Linked DNA regions of Mus musculus: region 2 is linked to region 1. Evidence: chromatin loops called from intact Hi-C (ENCODE). Cell type or tissue: left cerebral cortex. All regions are shown on one strand. Region 1 holds the start of Gtf2i (general transcription factor II I). Region 2 overlaps Gtf2i (general transcription factor II I).

Region 1 (5,000 bases):
AAGTTTTCCAGCAAGCGACAAAGAGGCTGGGAGGCTGGAAAAAGCCTTGTGGCCGCCACCTACCGAGAAGCAACGGGTGGGGGAGGGCGCCCGAATATTCGGCGGACATAAGCGGTGGGAAGGAAAAAAAAGAAAAAAGAAAAAGGAAAAAACAAACGAACAAACACCACAAATTCACCCAATTCTGTCCTTTGCATTAACAGCTAAGTTCTTCAGACTCGGGCTTTTTTAACTTTTGCATTTAACTTAGATGAACAGTTAGTTGATACTCTTCGAAAGTCATTGATCTTATGAAGTAGTTGAGAAAAATAAATATAATGGCCGGAGGAGGGTCTTAAGTTTACTTTCTTTGTAGCTGTGGGGACGATCAGGATTTCTTCAATTCTCCTTCTAAATGTGGAGCTGTGTAAAGACTCGAAGAGAGAAGAAATGGAAATCACGAGTTCCTCACCCCCTCCCATCCGTTGCCTGTCCCAAGTTTGGGCAAGTCCACTCTGGTTGCTTCTAAAGCCAGCTTTGAAAACATTGAGTTCTTTGTGTCCCGGAGCTGGGGGGACCTCCCTCTGCAAATCAGGCGACAGGCCAGCCCCGGGGCTCCCCTGGCCTTTGCAATGTCCCTAACTTTGCAATTTGCAAAGGGATGTTGGTAGCAAAGAGTTATTTAAGTGGAAGTTGTGGCCTGCTGGAGAAGGAAGGGGGGGGACACTAAGTTCTAGGTCTCACCCCACTCCCCTCCCCCATCCGGGCGGCCGCGCAGGCCCCAGGTGCAGCCATGTTCTCGCTCCCACCACCCGCGCGCTTCCATTGACAGTCCAAGCCGGAGAGGGCCGGGCGCCGCGGCGCTTCGCCTCGGCCTAGAGGGGGGCGGTGGGGAGAGAATCAGGGTTCATGCCGCAAGGCTGTCTGGGAGTTATAGTTCGGGGTACCCACCCGTTGCGTAGGTGAGCGCGGGTTCAGAACTACAACTCCCGGTGGGCGGTGCTGCTTGTGCGCACGCGCAGCGGCACCTTCGAGGAACAAAAAAAAAAAAAAAAAAAAAAAAAGGCAAAAAAAAAAAAAGGGGGAAAAAAAAGGAGGAGGAGGAGGGTGAGAGATAAGCTGGGAGAGCAGAGAAAAGGGGGCACCGGCGGCCCCCCCGCTTCCCTGCACGCGCTTGCCGCCCGCCTGCCGCGGTTATCCCTGGGCTTCGTCCCTGTTCCCCCCCCCCCCCCCCGGCGTCTGGCGACCCAGCGTGGAGCGAGGCCCCGCCGGGGGCGGCCATGCGGCGGTGACAGGAGCACGGCCGAGACGCACGGGCCCCCCTCGCCCTCTCACCTCCACCCCGTTCGCCAGCTCGCCGAGGCCCCTCCGGCCTACACTCGCTTGCTGTCCGCATCCCCCCCTCCCCGACCCTCCCCGGCTGCTCTTCGGGTGAGTCCCTGTCGCCTCAGATCGTCCCCTTTCCCTCGAGTGTCCCCTCCGTCGTCCCCCTCTGCCTCGGGGTGCCATGGCGAACAGGGGCGTCTTTATTCGACACTCTGCCCCCGTCGGGAGTGTGTGCACCGACTCGGGCGTGAGAGTTGGGGTCGCTTGGCGCGCTGCGAGTGGCAAGGGGACAACTTCGGGGTGAGGAAGCGGACGCGCTGTGACCCCCCCCAAAGTCCACTCTACTTGGGGGCCTTGGCAGCGGACGCGACGCGGCTTTTTTGGGGGGATGGGGCGGCTGGTGGTGGGGGGAGACGACAGTTGCACGCGCACACCCGTGGTGCGTGGGGGAGGACTCGCGGCGTTCCGCGCCTGCGTACATTGTATCCAGACGCGTGGACGGTGGTCGGGGGACTGGGTTGGGGGTGTTTGAGAGGGATGGTCTCGCGCGAGCAGCCCCCCGCGCGTGAACGAGCGGACGAGTTAGCGTACCCCGGCGGGGCCGCGCAGCCCTGCTCCTTCGCTCCTGATTGGCTGGGAGGGCTCGCTCGGGGACGCGCGCGCGGGCGCGCGGGGTGCCACGGCCCCTCCTGAGCCCCGTGGGGTCGCGCTCGGGTTCGCTGTGTGAGCGTTTGTGTGTGTGTGTATATGTTTGTATGTGTGTGTGTGTGTGTCGGGTTCGCTATGAGAGCGTGTGTGTGTGTGTGTGTCCGTGTGTCCAGGGCTTGCGGAGCTTAGGGCAGCAGGCTGCGTGCGATTGGCCGGCGGGCACCGTGGGGGCGGGGCGTCGGTGCCTGGTAACTGCGGTGGGGGCCCCCGGCAGGGGGGCGGGAGCCACCAGGCTTGGAAGCCAGTGCCCGCCCTGGCTGTCCGGTGCTCCGCCCTGCTCCCAGGTGGAGCCCAGCCGTGGGCTTTGTCCGGAGCTGGTCGCTTGCAGGTCCCTCGGGGCCAGGACTTTTTTTGGGGGTGGGGGCGTTAGGGAGGAGGAGATGGAAATAAACACAATGACCGGAAGGAAGACTTTAGCCTTGAGGCTATGAAAATAATCAGTCTGGCTTGGGCAAGCACTCAGCCTTCGGGGTTAAGAGAAGGAACGGGGGAAAAAGTTTACTCCTGCACTTCTATTTTTTTTTCTCAATTTTGCCCTTTTTTTTTTTTTTTTTTTTTTTTGAGGTGCGGGAAATCTCAGTATGGCTGCTCTGGAACTCTTAGGTAGAGCAGGCTGATCTGGAATACAGAGATCCGCCTGCTTCTGCCTCGCCAGCGTTGGGGTTAAAGACCAAGTGCAACCAAGTCTCGCCCAAGTTTTGCTTAATTTAAAAAAAAAAAAAAGTAAAACTTTAAGTAGGATGTTTTGTATCTCAGGCTGGCCTGGAACTCGCTTTGTAGTGGAGGCTTCCCTGGAGCTTCTGATCTCTCCTGTATTCATCTGCTAAGTGCTGGGATCGCAGGTCTGGCTCCGAAATTCTTGGGCCTCTTACATTCCTTTCCTGCCGCCCACCTCGCAGCTCCCTTTAGCACACCCCCTCCTTGCCTTATGGCTTTGTGCTCCTTGGCTGCTGAGAGTGCAGATCTGAGATGGTGCTGGTGGAGTGCCCGCCGATTTGGGGAACAGGGGATGAGGTGCAAGGCCGGCTATCTTTTCCGGCTGCTGTGCTGGCCCAGCCTGCCTGGTTTCCTGGGCAAAGTTAGTTTGTAAATAAGGGGGTGCAGTGTAAATAAGGTGCAGGTACAGTACCCATAAACATCTGGCTTGGGATTTGGGGTGGTTGGTATTTCCTATAGCAGGCTTTTCTTTCTTTTTCTTTTTCTTTTCTTTTCTTTTTTTTTTTTTTTTTTTGAGAGTTGCCTCGGGCTTCTTTGTTGCTTGCTCCCTGGGAATCTTGCCTCACACCCTGGAGGCACAAAAAACTTTCTGTCCGCAGTCATTTCCGTAAGGCCTTTCTTTTATGTTGGGGGGGGGGGTCACCAGTTGTTTTTGGTTACCCACCCCCTTCTGAATTGCTTGTTAGCCTTGGGTCATCCTTAGGCAAGGGGTTGCTAAAATCCATGCCTACCATTATGGGAGTAACCCAGGACCTAGTGCTTGTTAGGTAAGTAGTGTACCGAACAAAGCTCCCAGTTCCCTGAGGATTCTAGGTTGGCACTTTCACCCTTCAGTCAGCTTTCACCCTTCACCTCCCCGCCCCATTACTATTTGAAATAGTTTCACTAAGTTGCACAGGTTGGCTTTGAACCCCGTCTGTAGCCCAGGTCCTCTTTGAATTTGGTAATTCCCCTGTCTCTCAATTGCTTGTACAGCTGGGATGGATGGTGAACCTCTGGGGAGGGAGGGAGGTTCTGCCTTTGTTCCTTTCTATTTAGGTGGTAAACTCTGGTTTGGTCCTGTTCAGGTCTGCAGGCCCTCTGCCAGGTGTCTGCAATATAGTGCGGTGGCCGCTGGGTTTGGTTGTGTGTGTGTGTGTTTTTTTTTTTTTTTGGTTTTTCGAGACAGGGTTTCTCTGTGTAGCCCTTGGCTGACCTGGAACTCACTCTGTAGACCAGGCTGGCCTCGAACTCAGAAATCTGCCTTCTTCTGCTTCCCAAGTGCTGGAATTAAAGGCGTGCGCCCCCACGTCCGGCGGCAGCTGGGTTTGAATTCTTTCATCGGCAGATGTGCTCCTTAAACACATCAGGAAACTCCATTTGTGGACCAGACCAGCTCTGTAGTAGTCAGGTACGCACTGTCTGTGGCAGGGGCCTCAAGACTTCATCTGGGAGCCACTGGTTCTCCATCCCAGCTCTGCTTCTGTAGCAGATTGATGACATCATCACAGACCCCTGGGTTCTGCATGTCTGGATTGGGGCTTGACTGTGTCTTGAATTGTGTGTAACCCAGGTAAGGCCTGTAAGTTACAGTCCGCCTGCCTCCGTGTTCTGAGGGCTTAAATGATTTGTTACTATGACTTATTTAAAAACAGGATCCAACCCAAAAGACATGGGAGTGTTTACTCTAGATTAAATTGGAAGACGGGTTGGGAACTTCTAAAAAGTAAATCATAATTGCATAATTCACCTCCAGTTTGAAAAGTGGCTGTGGGTTCAAGTGCTGAGTTAATTTTGAAATATAAGTGACGCTGACAGTTTTTCCACCTAACTGGATTATTTCAGTAGGGGCACAGTTTCCCCTCCATTCTTTTCCCCTCCCTCCCTTCCTTCACAGTGCTGGGGCACATACCCCACCTGGGCAGTGCTCTGAAGTCAGTTGTTACAGTGTGTCTTCTCCCCTCTGGAGCCTAGGGATGGGGTTATAGCCCAGAGCGTGGCACTTGCCTTGCCTGCTGTGACAGGTCCATCCTGATAACTTCTTGCTCCCCCCACCCCCCTCCTCCCCATGCCTCCAGCTTGCTTCTCTGTGCTTGGAAGTTTTCCTCCTGTCTGGAAGTCCCCCAGCGCAGCTCTGCATCCTTTGCCTGTTTCTGCACAACTAATCTGCATATTACCATTTGGGCCAGTGAGAAAGTGAGCATAAGTGACACAGATTATTGAAGGTTTCCTTGGCTGTGACCCGACTAAAAACAATATAGGCTGGGTGCGGCAGCTCACTCCTTCAGTCC
Region 2 (5,000 bases), 64 kb after region 1:
TTGGAATGTCAGAATCACCAAGCTCCGAAAGCAAGTGGAAGAGATCTTTAATTTGAAGTTTGGTAAGTGAGGTATAGTGGTTCTGTCTCTGTTTGGCCGTGTTCTGAATAAATTAGAAGTTCAGAACCTAGTGAAGGAAGGCACCAGAGAACAAGCCTGAATTTTCTTCTGCTAGTCAGCTCACTCCTTAAACCAAGCTCCTGTGTTCTCCAGTGTCCCAGTGCGGGTGACAGGGAGGAGTTGGGGGGACCCTTAGAGTCACTGTGCGTCTCACCTGTGTGGCATGGGGGCCTCTTCACCTGCTTCTGCTTCCAGGGTGACTCGAGGTTGCCCAGGCTCAGTGCAGGTTTCATTGCTGCCGTAGGAGCTCGCCGAGAAGGAAAGAGGGCGGGAAGGGCCAGCATTGCTTCTGGGAGCTCTCAGCTCGGGCAGCCACGGGCTCACCGGGAAGACTTAGGCCTGCGGGCAGCAGGATAGCTAAACTGTAGGCCCCTGTGTTGTGTTCAGCGCCTCACTTCTGCCACGAACACATTTTGACTCATAACCTGGCTGTTGAGTGCTCTGAAAATGTTTAAGTGTTCTTAAAAGTACTGTTTGTGAGCTGGAGAGATGACTGGGTGGTTGAGCGCACTGGCTGCTCTTGCAGAGTGTCTGCTTTAGGTTCTGAGCACCCACAGGACAGCTCCAGGTCAAGGGGAACTGACTCTTTCTGGCCTCTTTGAGGGCCAGGCATCCATAAAGTAGTATTTATCTATTTGTTTTAAGACAAAGGTTATTTTTAAAGTACTGTTTGTTTTCTGGGTTTGGTGGCTCATGCCTCTAATCCTAGCTCTTGAGAGACTGAGGTGTAAAACGATCTTTTTTACTCTCCTGATGTAACTGTTGCCTCCGAAACTTACTGCCTCTGTCTGCTAACCTAGGCCCAGACGTGAAAGCTTCTAGCCTGCGTACAGTCTAATGTAGGCCTAGAAGGTTTTCAGCCTCTGAGACTTACTGGTGAATAAAGCTCACCCTTTCTAGCTCTTTCTGAGCTCTGACTGGCTGATTCAGCTCATCTGTTCTGGCTCAAACTCCCCTCCAAGTTGATTGATGTAATCTGGCATCTCTTAGTTATGCCAGAATTATTGTGCTTGGCCTCAAACTAACTCTGGCAGCCTGTTGTTATCTTCTGGCTCCCTCTCCTTCTCTCATTCTCTGGCTTGTTCTGTCTTCGCCTGTGTCTAGCTTGTTCTCTCTGCCACCTGTCTCTGTGAAACTCTCCCAGTAAAACTGCCTCCTTTTTCTCTCTCCACACTGTTCTCTTTCTTATTTATTTATTTGTTTGTTTGTTTTTCTAGACAGGGTTTCTCTGTGTAGCCCTGCCTGTCCTGGAACTCACTCTGTAGACCAGGCTGGCCTCGAACTCAGAAATTTGCCTGCCTCTGCCTCCCAAGTGCTGGGATTAAAGGCGTGTGCCACCATGCCTGGCTTTTTTTTTTTTTTTTTTTTTTTTTAAATTTTTAATTTTTTTAATTTCTTTTTTAAGATTCTATTTTTTTATTTTTAACTATTCATGTGTATGGGTGTTTCGCCTACACGTATGCATGTGCACCACTTTTGTCTACTGTCTGTGGAGGTCTGAAGAGGGCATCAGGTGCCTGGAACTGGAGTTATGGGTGCTGGGAACGGAATCCCAGGTCCTCTACAAAAGCAGCAAGTGCTCTTAATTTCCTAGCTGTCTCTCCAGGGCCAGCGTTTTTTATTGTTTACTTCCACTCGCTTCAGACTAAGCTAGATCTTAATAGTGAGTGGCTGTATGGTTGGATTGTAAGGAAGCTGGCTTGACCTGTTAGATTACAGATACAAACTGAAGTGTTCCCGTGTAAGTCTGCGCCCACAAGCTAGCTTCTCTTTGTCTTTCAGCTCAGGCTCTGGGCCTCACAGAGGCTGTGAAGGTGCCATATCCTGTGTTCGAATCCAACCCGGAGTTTCTGTATGTGGAAGGGCTCCCCGAAGGGATCCCCTTCCGAAGCCCTACCTGGTTTGGGATTCCACGCCTCGAGAGGATTGTCCGTGGCAGCAATAAGATCAAGTTTGTTGTTAAAAAGTAAGTTATCTTTGTCCCCACAGCCATTTGCCATGGTCCCAGCTAAGCCAGTGGCTCTGTGAGTCCCTCATCCCGGGCCTGACTTCCTGAGTCAGAGAGAGTAGTGACTTCCATCCTGTGGGATTCTGTCACAGTGCAGGTTCAGACCACTGAGCTTTGCTGAGCTGGGCATTAAACCCAGGGCCACACACAGGCTGGGCCTCTGCTCTGCTGCTGAGGTTCCAGCTCCTCCCTGATGGATCCTAGGCAGGGCTTCTCTGACGGCACTGTGCCCAGCTCTTCACTGGTGGATTCAAGCAGTCACAGTACCACTGAACCTCCTCCAGCCAAAGCCCAGGCTGTCTGCTGGGTTCCCCGGTTATTTCCTTTGCTGCAGATTCGGTGGCGGAAGGATTTGGTCTGGTGTTGATTTGCTATTTTAAAAGGTGTTATGGGAGCTGGAGGGCTAACAGTCTTAGTCACTGTTTTATCGTGGGGAAGGAACACCACGACAAAGGCAACTGTTGTAAGGGAAAGCATTTAGCTGGGATCTTGCTTACAGTTTCAGCTGTTTAGTCATTATCACGAAAGCTGGGAGCATGGTGGCAGGCATGGCGCCAGAGACGTATCTGATCCACAAGCAATGGGGCCCAATGTGGGCTTTTAAAACCCCAGTGCCCACCTCTGTGTACCAACAAGGGCACTCCTTTGGTGACTAAGCATTCCCTCTATGTGTCAATCCACGCTCATTCACTCACTGAATCCTTGTAATAATATATGAGCTCATTACTCACACCACCACGTTCCACTCCCTGGCCCCGTGGGCTGTTAGCTGTAGTATAATGCAATTAGCCCAATTTCAAAAGTCCCCGTAGTCTGCAACAGTCTCAACGCTGTTTAAAATTCCAAAGTAGAGAGTATCTTCTGAGACTCATGGCAATCCCCTGTAAAATCACAAGACAGACCATACACTCCCAACACCTCGCAGCGGCACAGGATGTACATCGCCATTCTGCAAGGGGGAGGGCGAAGATGAGGGGATACAGGAGCAAGGCGAGGCTGAAAGCCCACACCCCACATCACCACGTCTGCTGTCAGAGCGCTCTTCACATCTCTAACTCCTTCCTACCTTGTTACTGCAGTACACTTCTCTCTTTCTCGGGCTGGTTCCACACTGGCCTGCAGCTTTGTCTGCAGGCATCCCTACCACACTGGCATCTCCAGAGCAATCCAGCCTTCCCTCTGGGGCTCCATGCAGGGTACCCCTGACTCACAGCGGACTTGGAGGGAGATTCCAAAACCCCTTCTTGTATCCTGACTCTAAATCAAGAACCATGTGGCCTAAGCTGCCAGGTTCCTCTTTAATTCCTTTCCACAGTTGGAAGCTTGGGGGGTGGGGGGGTGTCTTGCCCTGAGACCACTGCTCTTTTTTTCCACCAAGGGTAAATTTTTTTATCTCCGTGAGCTCTGGGCTTAACTTCGTCACGTTTCCTGGCGACCTTTTCTCCCTAAACTGTACACTTTGTCTCTTTGTGCGGCTTGCTCCTTTCCGTTATGGGTGGGCATAGAGGGATTAGCAGTCACCAGGTACACAGCCAGTCCTGATGACTGGAAATCTCCTCTGTTGTGCCATTCATCCAGGACTTAAGCTCAGACAGATTTTTTTCAGACAAGGGCAAAAATCAACCACATTCTTTGCCCAAATATTCCAAGAAGGCCCTCCAAGCCACAGCGCGGTTCTTCCCCTCTGACACCTCCTGAGCTGGGCCCACAGCTCACTTCGCCCTCAGTACTGCCCTCCATACCCCTGCTAGTGTGGCCCACTAAGCCCTGCTTACAGCATCAACTGCTTTCCTAGTCCAAAGTTGACATTGTGCCAGCAAGCAGCATGGTCGGGCCTGTCAGCAGTACCCAACTTCCTGGTACCAACTTGTTACTGTTCTTCTGCTATGAAGAGACACAAGACCAGGGCAATTCTTAGCATAGAAAGCATTTAACTGGAGCCTTGCTTATGGTTTCAGAGGCATATTCCATTATCAGCAGCAGTGGGGAGCATGGCTGGCGTGGTGCTGGAGAAGTAGCTGAGAGCTACATCCTGATCTGAAAGCAGAGAGAGACAGAGACAGACAGACACACTGTGCCTGGTGTGGGCATTTAAAATAATGCCCATCCCCCCTCCAGCCCCCTGGGTGACACAGGACCGACAACAAGGCTACACCTACTCCCACAAGTATCCCTTAATCCTTCTCGAATAGGGCTGCTCCTTGGTGCCGAGCATCCAAATATGTGAGCCTATGGTTGCCGTTGTTGCTCAGCTGCTGCAGTGCTCAGGCTAACACTGGCTGCTCTTCTGAGGACCTGAGCTCAATTCTCAGTACCCACATGGCAGCTCACAACTCTCTGTCTTCAGTCCTGGGGACCCAACACCCTCTTCTGACCTCCATGGACATAGGCATGCATGTGATATACAGACAGACAAACAGACATGTGCATGGAAATCATGAATACACATGCGTGTTTGGTGTTGAGAAGTCATTGGGCTGTGTGCGCTGTGTGGAGAGTGACACGCTATCTGTCCTTTCTAGGCCTGAGCTAGTTGTGTCCTATTTGCCTCCTGGGATGGCTAGCAAAATCAACACTAAAGGTAAGAGGCACGCCCGCCTCGGGGTGTGGAATGGGTCACGGGCCCTTCCACTGTCCCATGTCATCCATATCTGCATTGTCACTGCCGCTGCGGCCTTTGGTTTATTTCTTTTCTTTTTTCTGTTTTCTTGCCATTTTGTTGGAGGTTGCTGTCTGCATCCTCCTGCTCGTTGGCACTTGTGTGGAGGGTCATGCTGCCCGTTTAATGCTTCTGGGCTCTTTGAAAAGAGCGCAACTGTAGGACTTTAACGCTTCGCTGTTATAAGCGGCCCTTGGTATTTTTGAATGCAGC

Evidence for each region. A loop is a pair of places that touch in the nucleus more often than their neighbours do. Peaks named below come from ENCODE experiments on the same cell type or tissue, not always from the same donor. Only the 100,000 strongest peaks of a DNase experiment are listed, where the experiment ranks them.
Region 2: it touches region 1 in a loop (3-fold over the local background); 1 of 42 quality-filtered maps calls a loop at or near these places.

The regions. Positions count from the first base shown.
Region 1 is chr5:134,310,793-134,315,792 of GRCm38, reverse strand. Gtf2i (general transcription factor II I) reads left to right here and starts at 1,033. Exons shown (of 34, transcript NM_010365.4): 1 at 1,033-1,410. In left cerebral cortex, a CTCF peak has its summit at 58; DNase peaks (open chromatin) are centred at 902, 1,959, 2,134, 2,905 and 1 more place; H3K4me3 peaks cover 3,740 bases; H3K27ac peaks cover 4,177 bases.
Region 2 is chr5:134,246,928-134,251,927 of GRCm38, reverse strand. Gtf2i (general transcription factor II I) reads left to right here. Exons shown (of 34, transcript NM_010365.4): 19 at 1-62; 20 at 1,903-2,086; 21 at 4,651-4,709. Among named protein-coding and RNA genes, the nearest start is that of Ncf1, 20 kb to the right of the region's middle. In left cerebral cortex, no CTCF peak of the experiment used is centred here; a DNase peak (open chromatin) is centred at 2,514; H3K27ac peaks cover 466 bases.